3 separate regions of the Homo sapiens genome follow, and regions 1 and 2 are each linked to region 3. Evidence: chromatin loops called from intact Hi-C (ENCODE). Cell type or tissue: PC-9. All regions are shown on one strand. Each heading gives the region's core, and the rest is flanking DNA. Links, peaks and the distances in the headings are about the cores only.

Region 1 (2,500 bases), core at 1-2,500, 140 kb after region 3:
GCCGGCCAAGGAGGCCACTGCCAAAACCAGTTAGTAAACAGGTATCTCAGGTTCAAATGTTATAGGTGGGCTGGGTGTGGTGGCTCATGCCTGTAATCCCAGCACTTTGGGAGGCCGAGGTGGGCGGATCACTTGAGGCCAGGAGTTTGAGATCAGCCTGGCCAACATGGTGAGGCTGTCTCTACTAAAAATACAAAAAAAGTAGCTGGGCATGGTGGTGCACACCTGTAATCCCAGCTACTTGGGAGTCTGAGGCAGGAGTATTGCCTGAACCTGGAAGACAGAGGTTGCAGTGAGCCGAGATAGCACCACTGCACTCTAGCCTGGGCGACAGAGTTTGACTGTCTCAAAGAAAAAAAAAAAAAAGTTATAGATGAACACTGAGTTCACATTCATTAAAGCGGTCATTTCCTACATTACCTATTCAGCTATCGAGGTACCTTAAGTCTTTCCTTTAGGGGAATTTTCTACATCCAATTTTACACAACTCTGTACTAACATAATTAAAGTCAGAAAGCATATACCATATGCTGCTAGATATCCTCTTAGAGACATTAGTAACTCCCATCAGTTGTCATGTATGTACATAAAGGTATATATTTTCTACTGTTTTTCTTTCTTAAAGATTTGCACAATTTCGAATTGTTCTTGGAGATTTTAATTTTGCTGGTATTCAGCAAGCCAATCCTATCTTGGGACCCATTTACTTCATCACTTTCATCTTTTTTGTGTTCTTTGTCCTGCTGGTAAGAATAATACATATTCCTTTCATTTCTTACTTTTTAGAATAAAAAGTAAAATTACTCATTTAGAATAAACTATTATTTCTGCTCAGCTGTCAGAGTACTTTACATTTATTGAGAATTGTGTGGATCCCTAGTAATCCAGGTTCACTAGTCCAGTGACTGTTTTCAAGTTGCAGAATGTAATCACAGTAGTTAATTTCTGGGTGTTTTAGACGGGAATGTGCTAAATCCTTCACATAAATAATTGGAATGTCCCAAGTCTCTTCAGGCTGGGACAATGCATGCCATGAGTCATGAATGTGGCCATTAATATTCTGCCCATATTGCAATGGCTTTTGGCCCTTACAGCTAAACACTTACCACGTTGTGGTTTTCAGGAGTTATCAGGATGGATCTCTCACATGCACTCAGAACAAGTCTATTTGGGCCTCCTAACCAAGGAATCTTGCCTTTCTAGTTAAGGCACTGTACTGTCCTCCATGAAAACACTTTTTGTCAGGCACGGAAGTTATCCCCTGGTGACAGACAAGAGTCTTAGGGTGACAGAGCTGGGCCACAGTGAAAGGTGAGCTGGTGGGGTAAGAATATCCTTTCTACATTTGTGTTATCTGGACATTAGTAGTTGCAGGAGCTGTAGTAAGACTGTAAATTTAAACAGCTTCATAGAATTAAAAAACAACAGTAACAACAAACATCCTTGGCTGGACGCAGTGGCTCACACCTACAATCCTTGCACTTTGGGAGGCAGAGGCAGGCGGATCGCTTGAGCTCAGGAGTTCAAGACCAGCCTGGGCAACATGACGAAATGCTGTCTCTACTAAAAATACAAAAATTAGCTAGGCGTGGTGATGTACACCTATAATCCCAGCTACTTGGGTGGCTGGGGCATGAGAATCGCTTGAACCTGGGAGTGGGAAGCTGCAATGAGCTGAGATCGCACAACTGCACTCCAGCCTGGGCAACAGGGTGGGACCCTGTCTCAAAAACAAACAAAAAAATGCCCTTATGAACACATAATTATTCATTCTAAATTTTCTTCCATTATGTAATATTAATTTGTGTATATATAACCAGTTCATATGCATTCTTTTACATTCTGCTTTTCTCATTTGCCATAAACATATTTGCCCATACCCACACACTACACATTTTCTATTCTACTTTATTGTCTGCATAGTCATCTCCCCATTTTTGAGCATATGGGTTATATGGGTTACTTTTAAAATTTGATTTTTTTTGTTGTTTTTCCTTTTTCTTTTCTTTTTTTTTTTTTTAGACGGAGTCTTGCTCTGTCACCCGGGCTGGAGTGCAGTGGTGCGATCTCACTCGGCTCACTGCAACCTCCACCTCCTGGGTTCAAGAGATTCTCCTGCCTCCACCTCCCGAGTAGCTGGGACTACAGGTGTGCACCACCACGCCTGGCTAATTTTTGTATTTTTAGTAGAGACAGGGTTTTGCCATGTTGGCCAGGCTGATCTTGAACTCCTGTCCTCAAGTGATTCACTCACCTTGGTCTCCTGGGTGCTGGGATTACAGGCGTGAGCCACCGCACCTGGCCTACTTTTAAAATTTAAATATAATTTTACAAACCCAAAACTTGTTAAAGTCATTAACATTTAAACTAAATTTTTATTGAAATAATTATTTGAATACTTATCCCTAGAATATGTTCTTGGCAATTATTAATGATACCTATTCTGAAGTGAAAGCTGACTATTCAATAGGCAGAAGGCTAGATTTTGAACTTGGCAAAA
Region 2 (2,500 bases), core at 1-2,500, 110 kb after region 3:
TGTTATATTCTAGAACAGTGTGAAGCTCACTTACAGCTCAGCCAATTCCTCTAGAAACTAAGCTAGACTTGCCATGGTTTGCACTTCAAAGGCAATCACAAGAACTTAAATCATGACTGAATCTACTGAATTTGTGATTTTGTTTTAACCAAACAGGTTTCTAATTCTTCAGGATTTTTCAGTCTGTTATGCTCAAAGGAATAAGAATAGTCTCTAGAGATTACCTGCTTAATTCTCATAGTTAATGTAAATTTGACAGCCCGGTAGTCCCAGCTGCTGGGAGAGGTTGAGCTGGGGATCCCTTAAGATCAGGAGTTTGAGGCCAGACTGGGAAATATAGCGAGACTCCATCTCTAAAAAAAAAAAAATTATGTAAATTTGATTACCTATATATGGGTGTTTTTCCTCTAATAATTTCAATTTCAGATAATCTGTTACTTTAGAAAGCATAATTTTGTGAACAGCTGAGAGTCCCAGTACAGGAAAGCCCAAATCCTTTTGTTAAAACTATTCTAAAGCTTTTTTTCCTCTCGGGCTTCTAGTTCACTGGCTGTCAGCCTTTTGCGAGGCCTCTCCTGTTCCTCTCATCGATGGTAGTTTTTGACCCTCACTACTGTGTGGCCGTTTTGCTTTTTATCTACACATAAAACAGCATTTATCGACAGCAGTCTACATCTCTTTCAGGGAAATAACAAAAGTGGCTTTATCTTTTACTTTCAAAACTGGTTAGTGGTTTTCTTTGCAGGTTTCCCTGGGGCCTTTGGACTGGATTCCATTTTATTTTCCTTTTTATCAACACGAGAATCCGTCCTGGTCTTACATCCTGGAGGGCTTTTGGCTGCCTTAATTTACAGCCAAATTAGTTTGGCCTTTTCTATAGCTGGTTTACCAACCTTCTCATCTTTGCAAAGCTTCTGGGTCAGATGTGGGTCTGGGCCCCAGGACTCCTGTGTCGGCCTGACCTTTCACATAATCACTGCAGAGTTTTTCATCTATTTTTACATCACGGGGGCAGGGGAGTGGAAGCTACTTCCAGCAACAGCTCTCGGTTAATAACCAGTTTCTGCAAGTAGCAGCAGCAGCAGCAGCGTAGGGTCACGGTTAGGAATTTGGGCTTGGGCATCCAAGACTTGGCCCCAACTTCCAGTGAATTACTTCATTTCTCAGCTTCTCGGTTTCTTCAGGCCTAAAATGAGGACAAAAATACCTACCTTTCACGGAGGTGGATGTGGAGACTAACAAGGCGATAAATGTTAAAGGTATTCGAGAGAGAGAAGCCCGTGATAATGAATGACTACGATTTTTAAGCCCACAGCCAGGTTATTCCCAGAAGTTGGCCCTCCGCACCAGACCCCAGCAGCCCGCAGCCCGCCTCGGGCGAAAGGCCTCCCGGGCTCCTGCGGCGCAGCCGCGCTGACGACTTGTCGAGTAGCTCGCCGCCCTGGAGGAGCTGGGGGCTCGCGCAGGCGTCAGAGCCGGGCAGCGCGCGCCGCAAGACTAGCGCGCAAGCGCCGCGGCCTCAGGCGAACGAACGGGCGGTGTAGTGCAGGTCCGCCATGGCTGAGGCGTCACGGTGGCACCGAGGCGGTGAGGGGTCCTCTTAAGGAGTGGGAGGGACAGGGGCGATTTGGCAGTTCCAGACACCCTGAAAGGAACTCTGCGGCCCCAAATTCGTTTGAGAGATGTGACTGCCGACACCTTTAGCCCTCACAGCCTCCCCTGGGGAAGCGGAGAGGGACAGATGGTCCCATTGCACAGACGGGAAAACTGAAGCCCTGAGCGAGGTGGCGCTCGCCTCTTGCCGGAGGCTCGAGCTGGGCGTTGTCACCTGTCGAGTGACCGTCGCTAGGCCGGTCTCTAAAGTCCTTGGTTGATCTGGGGAGTCGTGACCTTGACAGAATTCAAGCCGAGGTGTTTTTCCCCTGTCCAGCAGAAACCAGCCTTCCCAAGAAGCTGTATTGAGGGTGGAGAAAACGGTTAGGACAGATGAGAGGTTTTACTTGTTTCGTATTTTGCTTTTTCATCTTAAGACTGGCGAGAAGACATCATGATATAAAATCTGTTAGTGGCCGGGCGCAGTGGCTCAAGCCTGTAATCCCAACACTTTGGGAGGCCGAGGCGGGCGGATCACAAGGTCAAGAGATCGAGACCATCCTGGCCAACATGGTGAAACCCCATCTCTACTAAAAATACGAAAATTAGCTGGGTGTGGTGGCGCGCGCCTGTAGTCCCAGCTACTCGGGAGGCTGAGGCAGGAGAATCGCTTGAACCGGGGAGGCGGAGGCTGCAGTGAGACGAGATCGCGTCACTGAACTCCAGCCTGGCGACAGAGCTAGACTCCGTCTCAAAAAAAAAATCTGTTATTAATAGTATATAGTAAAAAAATTATCCCTGCCTCGTAAAACTAAGAATTGAAAAATAGCCAGAAGCTATTGGAGCTTTCCTCCCCGCAGTGTAAGGACTAAAAGTGGCTGTGGTTTTTCCATTGTTGTCACTTATA
Region 3 (5,339 bases), core at 1,120-3,619:
CTGATTACAGAGGCATAAGGAATAAATAGTTTGTTTTTCTAAGATGGGATGAGAATGAATCAATACAGATGGATAAATTGATAACGCTAGAGAGAAAATGTTTTTGTTACTTCTCTGTTTTCCCCACTAAATGATAACTTGTGGGGAAACAAACTTTATTTAATGTTTGTTGTTATTTGTCCCCACTAAATTATTAATCTTTCCATGTAAGGGACCATGAATAACCCTGTATGTGATAGGCATTCAATCAATATTTGTAAAATAATCACAAACTCCTGCATTTAGGCAAGGAAAAATGGAGGGAAAATGTGAAAAAGGCAGCTACGTAACCTAGAAAAAAAGGAGGGTAAAATAATAGGGTAGTTGGGCCTTGATGGTCACAATATAACCTGGAAAGAAGAAATATTAAATTTGCCAAAGAAACCCGTTTATTATGTCTCTACCTCAAGTTCCCTAAGTTTGCCACTAGCCCAAACTCAAGCTAGCTCTGCACTTCTCCCAGTGGAGGTTCCAGACTCATCAACACAAGGTGGAGCTTTGTATCAGTTTTCTGTCATTGCCATAACAAATCATCACAAAAATGGTAAATTAAAACAAGATTATTTATTATTTTACAGTTCTATAGGTCAGAAGTCTGACACAGGCTTCAGTGGGTAAAAATTAAAATTTCAGCAGGGCTGCATTCCCTTCTGAAGGCTCTCGGGGAGAATCTGTGTCTTTCTAGAGGCCACCCACCTTCCTTGGCTCATGGCCCCCTTTCTCGATCTTCAAAGTCAACAATGGTTCCTTTCATACTTCAGATTTCTTTTGCTTTTCTTCCATGCGTCTCTGTCTGTCTCTCTCTCTCTCTTCTTTTCCCCCTCCCCCTCCTTTCCTCCTTCTATCCCTCCCTTCTTCCATCCCTCTCTCCTCCTGCCATCCTTCTCTCCCCACCCCCAACCCCCCTCTACAACCAGGAGAGAGATTATATGTTTATATTGTCCCCACTCAGATAATCCCAAATATTCTCTCCATTCAAGGTCCCTAACCTTAATCACATCTACAAAGTACTTTTTGCCATGTAAGGTAACATATTCATAGGTTCTGGAGATTAGGACACCAACATCTTTGAGAGCTAAAGAAGACCACACATTCGTAAAAGGTCATAAAATCAACACTGATTTAAGTAAAAGAAGTGCTGAGGGATGAATTTTTTTTTTTTTTTTTTGAAACAGAGTCTCCCTCTGTTCTCCAGGTTAGAGTGCAGTGGTACGATCTCGGCACTGCAAGCTCCGCCTCCCGGGTTCACGCCATTCTCCTGCCTCAGCCTCCCAAGTAGCTGGGACTACAGGCGCACACCATCACACCTGGCTAATTTTTTGTATTTTTAGTAAAGACGGGGTTTCACCATGTTAGCCAAGATGGTCTCGATCTCCTGACCTCATGATCCGCCTGCCTGGCCCTCCCAAAGTGCCGAAGGACGATTTTAACTTTGATGACTCAGCTTACTTAGCCCTATATATAAGGTTAGAAATGCCAGATGGGGCTGGGCATGGTGGCTCACCCCTGTAATCCCAGCACTTTGGGAGGCCGAGGTGGGCAGATCACCTGAGGTCAGGAGTTCGAGACCAGCCTGGTCAACATGGTGAAACCCTGTCTCTACCAAAAAAAAAAAAATTAGCCAGTCGTGGTGTTGTGCGCCTCTAATCCCAGCTACTCGGGCAGCTGAGGCATGAGAATCACTTGAACCCTGGAGGCAGAGGTTGCAGTGAGCCAAGGTCGCACTGCTGCACTCCAGCCTGGACAACAAAGCGAGACTCTATCAAAAAAAAAAAAGAAAAGAAATACCAGATGGTAAGGCAGGGCAATGAAGGTAAGAGAAGAGTGAGTAAAGAATAAAGAAAATACCACAATTTCTGTGCCCTAAAACTACTGCTGTGATTTGATGGTTTCAAAGTTTGGATTCACAAACACACACAACCATATGTTGCTTCTCTTCATCAAGTTACATATTTTAAAATAGCTCGAATTTCTATTGGAGAGTACAAAATGTGGGAAGGTGAAAGGGGGGTGAGGGTTGAAAAATTACCTGTTTGGTACAATGTTTACTATGCCGGTGATGGGTGCACTAAATGCCTGGATTTCACCACTATGCAATATGTGCATATTTAAAAATCTGCACTTGTCCCCCCTAAATAAATAAATAAATTATAATAAAAAGCTCAAATTCCCTCTTTTCCTTCCAAATGCAGTGTTCCATTCATCTGCCACCAGATGGCAGAGAAGAGCAGAGAATAAATTCCTAAATATCAAAAGAAAGACTGACACCTGGAGAAGTCCAGCCCTCTTGAAGGAAGGCAAACCTAAATCTTTTAAAATAGAAAAGCATCTTATTTTTAAAGGCTTCCAGAGACATCAAGTTCACAATTTTCCCCTAACTTACTGTTGGGAAACCTGTTAAAAATATACTTCACTAAAGCACAGCCTAATGGAGCTCAGAATTGTTAGGCAAATTCATAAATCCAGAAAGAGCTAAGAATCACTTTAGCTCAAAAAGGTACAAAAAATGGTTTTAAAAAGAAAACTTGCTGCCCTAGTTCCAAGAGGAAACTTAATGGCTGTCCCTCAAGCACCTCAAATTCAACCTGTCCCAAACATAACTCAGTATCTTCCTTCCACACTTTCTCTTTTTCCTGTTCCCAAATCAATTATGAATAGTATCCCCACTTGGTTGCTAAATCCAGAAAACCTAACATCCTCCTTGTTGTGTCCCTAATTCTCAACTTGTAAAGAATGAGTATTTTATCATCTCTTTTCCTTCATCTATTGGTTTTGAAATAATATACTGTTTTTATTCTTTTAGTAGTTATATTAGGAATTACCACATGCATATTTATCAAAACTGAAATTACTAAACATCTTTATCCTGATCCTAGATGACGCGAGGATCATTTAAAATCCATTTATCCCCCTCTTGGATTATATTGTTGTTGTGCTGTGCATTTTAATTTTTTACACCTACCAGGACATTATTGTCACTGTTTTATACAATAGGTCTTTGTTTAGGTTTGCCCATATGTTTTCCACTTTCTCTGCTCTTCTTTCCTTCTTGGATCTCAGGTCTTGCCTCTGGGATCACTTTCCTTCTGTCTGAAGTATGCATCCTTTAGAATTTCCTGTAATGAGCTAGAGATGAATTCTCTCAGCTTTTGTTTTTCTGAAAAATGTCTCTTTTGCCCTCATTCTTGAAAGATACTTTTTGTTTAGTATAAGTTCTAGATTGGCAGCTATTTTGTCAGCCCTTTTAAGGTACCAGTCCATGTCACCTGGCTTCTATTTTTGCTGTTAAGCAGCCAAGTGATAGTACAACTGTTGCTCTTTTGAAAGTAATCTACTTTTACCCTCTGGTGTTTCTAATATTTTTCTCTTTGCCTGTTATTTGCTGCAGTTTCTAGAATGTATCTTGGATAGATTTCTTCTTATTTATCCTATTTGGGGTTATTGGGCTTCTTTAATTCATTCTGAAATATTTGCAACCATTTCATCTTCAAATACTGCCTCTGCCCCATTCTTGCTCTCCTTTCCTTATGTAACTCCAACTAAATGAATGATAAATTCTCTTAGTTTTTCCTTCATATATCTAATTTCTCTTCCATAGTTTCCATCCTTTTGTCTCTTTTCAAAGCATTCTGGATAATATCTTCTGAGCTATCCTCTAGTTCTCTAATTCTCCCTTTAGCTCTGCTCAATTTTCTGTCAGATTCTGTACCCTCTCACATACAAATATACTTACCTCCTCCCCAAGGAAAAAAACTTTTAAAGTTCCATAAAGTCACTGACTTGAGCTCTAAGTCGAAGATCTAATACCTTAATCTCTACATCAGGTCCAGATGAGGTTGATTTTCACCTAGACACCTATGAATTTATAACAACAGTTATTTGTTCCACCCACCCCAATACATATACAATATACAATAGTGAAACAGGGTCAGAATAATTCCAATAAACCCTCCCATTTGGAAAAGAGAAGGATGGAAAATGCAATTCTAAAATCTCACTGGGCAGATGATTACAAGGAGTTCCTACTCTGGGGAGGGGGAATATTTCTTGAATAGCCCTTGATTTCGCTAATACTAATGGGCTCCTCAACCCATTGTTCACCCTGGCCCTTGGTCTTCTCTCTGGCAGGATGTCATTCCTTTTCAATTATCCTCCTTGGTCGTGCTGAAGAAGGCACTGGAAAATATGTCTTTCTTAGGAACTGAGCAGCTTTCTTTTTATGCTTCCTTCCTATAGAAATTGGGGGCCAACAGTCATAGACGATTTTAGTCCAGGCTGTGGTATTTTTGAAGTAAAGTTCTTTTTCAAAAACATACTTGACTTTTTATTTATTTTGGTTTAGTCCGCTGCCTGTAGTAATAGCCATACCTACAATTCTTTTGAAAACAATTCTCCCTCATTTAAGTTAGTTCAGATACTTAAACCTATCAGGTTTGATAGCATTCTTATTTTCTTTTACTTGACCATTTTGTCAAGCTAAAAGGACTTAATAAACACTACTTTAACTCATCCAGAGGTTTTTAACAATGACTGTATGGTCACATCCTCAAGGGATCCTTGCTTAAGCAGCTAAGCATTTTTAATCAGACTTTAATATTCAAAGGCCTTCTCAGTTTTCTCTTTTACCATCTGGAAATGAGAATCACTTGTATCTTCCAAACCTGCAAGTACTGAATTTCTGTGCTCTCTTAATTTCCTTTCAAATTAAATAATTAAATTCCTTTTCTACTTGCAAATAAGCCAATTCTTTTTTGAGCTCATCTCTTTATTGCTGTAAATTACCAAATGAAGCCAATAGTAACTAATTCACCCTACAAGCATTCAGTTTTTCCCAAAAATCTTCCCAAAAGGAAAACTATAGGCCCAGACTCTACCAGCAAGTTCTATGAACATTCAAGGGAGAAATGAGACCAATAATACAAACCCTTTCAGAAAACAGAAAAAGGGAGTATTTTCTCTAACTCGTTCGATGATGCTATCATAACTCTGATATCAAAATCCACTAAGGAGGCCCGGTGTGGTGGCTCACACCAGTAATCCCAGCACTTTGGGAGTCACTTGGGGCCAGGGTTCGAGATCAGCCTGGCCAACATGGCGAGACCCTGTCTCTACTAAAAATACAAAAATTAGCCAGGCATGGTAAGGCACACCTGTAATCCCAGCTACTCACGAGGCTGAGGCAGGAGAATAACTTGAATTCAGAAGGCAGAGGTTGCAGTAAGCCGAGATCACACCACTGCACTCCAGCCTGGGTGACAGAGCAAGACTCCATCTCAAAAAAAAAAAAAAAAAACTCCACT

What was found. Hi-C counts contacts between places; a loop is a spot of excess contacts. Peaks named below come from ENCODE experiments on the same cell type or tissue, not always from the same donor. Only the 100,000 strongest peaks of a DNase experiment are listed, where the experiment ranks them.
Region 1: a loop joins it to region 3, with 3 times the contacts of the local background. A loop is called at or near these places in 5 of 110 quality-filtered maps.
Region 2: it touches region 3 in a loop (2.2-fold over the local background); 8 of 110 quality-filtered maps call a loop at or near these places.

The regions. Positions count from the first base shown.
Region 1 is chr5:137,921,011-137,923,510 of GRCh38, forward strand. PKD2L2 (polycystin 2 like 2, transient receptor potential cation channel) reads left to right here. Exons shown (of 15, transcript NM_001300921.2): 9 at 626-746; 10 at 2,410-2,500. Among named protein-coding and RNA genes, the nearest start is that of PKD2L2, 33 kb to the left of the region's middle. In PC-9, for the core only: no CTCF peak of the experiment used is centred there; a DNase peak (open chromatin) is centred at 1,141.
Region 2 is chr5:137,887,936-137,890,435 of GRCh38, forward strand. PKD2L2 (polycystin 2 like 2, transient receptor potential cation channel) reads left to right here and starts at 1,522. Exons shown (of 15, transcript NM_001300921.2): 1 at 1,522-1,587. The coding sequence starts at 1,557. PKD2L2-DT (PKD2L2 divergent transcript) reads right to left here and starts at 1,384. Exons shown (of 4, transcript XR_948815.3): 1 at 1,212-1,384; 2 at 225-353. In PC-9, for the core only: no CTCF peak of the experiment used is centred there; a DNase peak (open chromatin) is centred at 1,476; H3K4me3 peaks cover 2,473 bases; H3K27ac peaks cover 2,079 bases.
Region 3 is chr5:137,776,916-137,782,254 of GRCh38, forward strand. No RefSeq gene overlaps it. Among named protein-coding and RNA genes, the nearest start is that of HNRNPA0, 25 kb to the left of the region's middle. In PC-9, for the core only: CTCF peaks have their summits at 2,239 (motif pointing right) and 2,438; no DNase peak of the experiment used is centred there.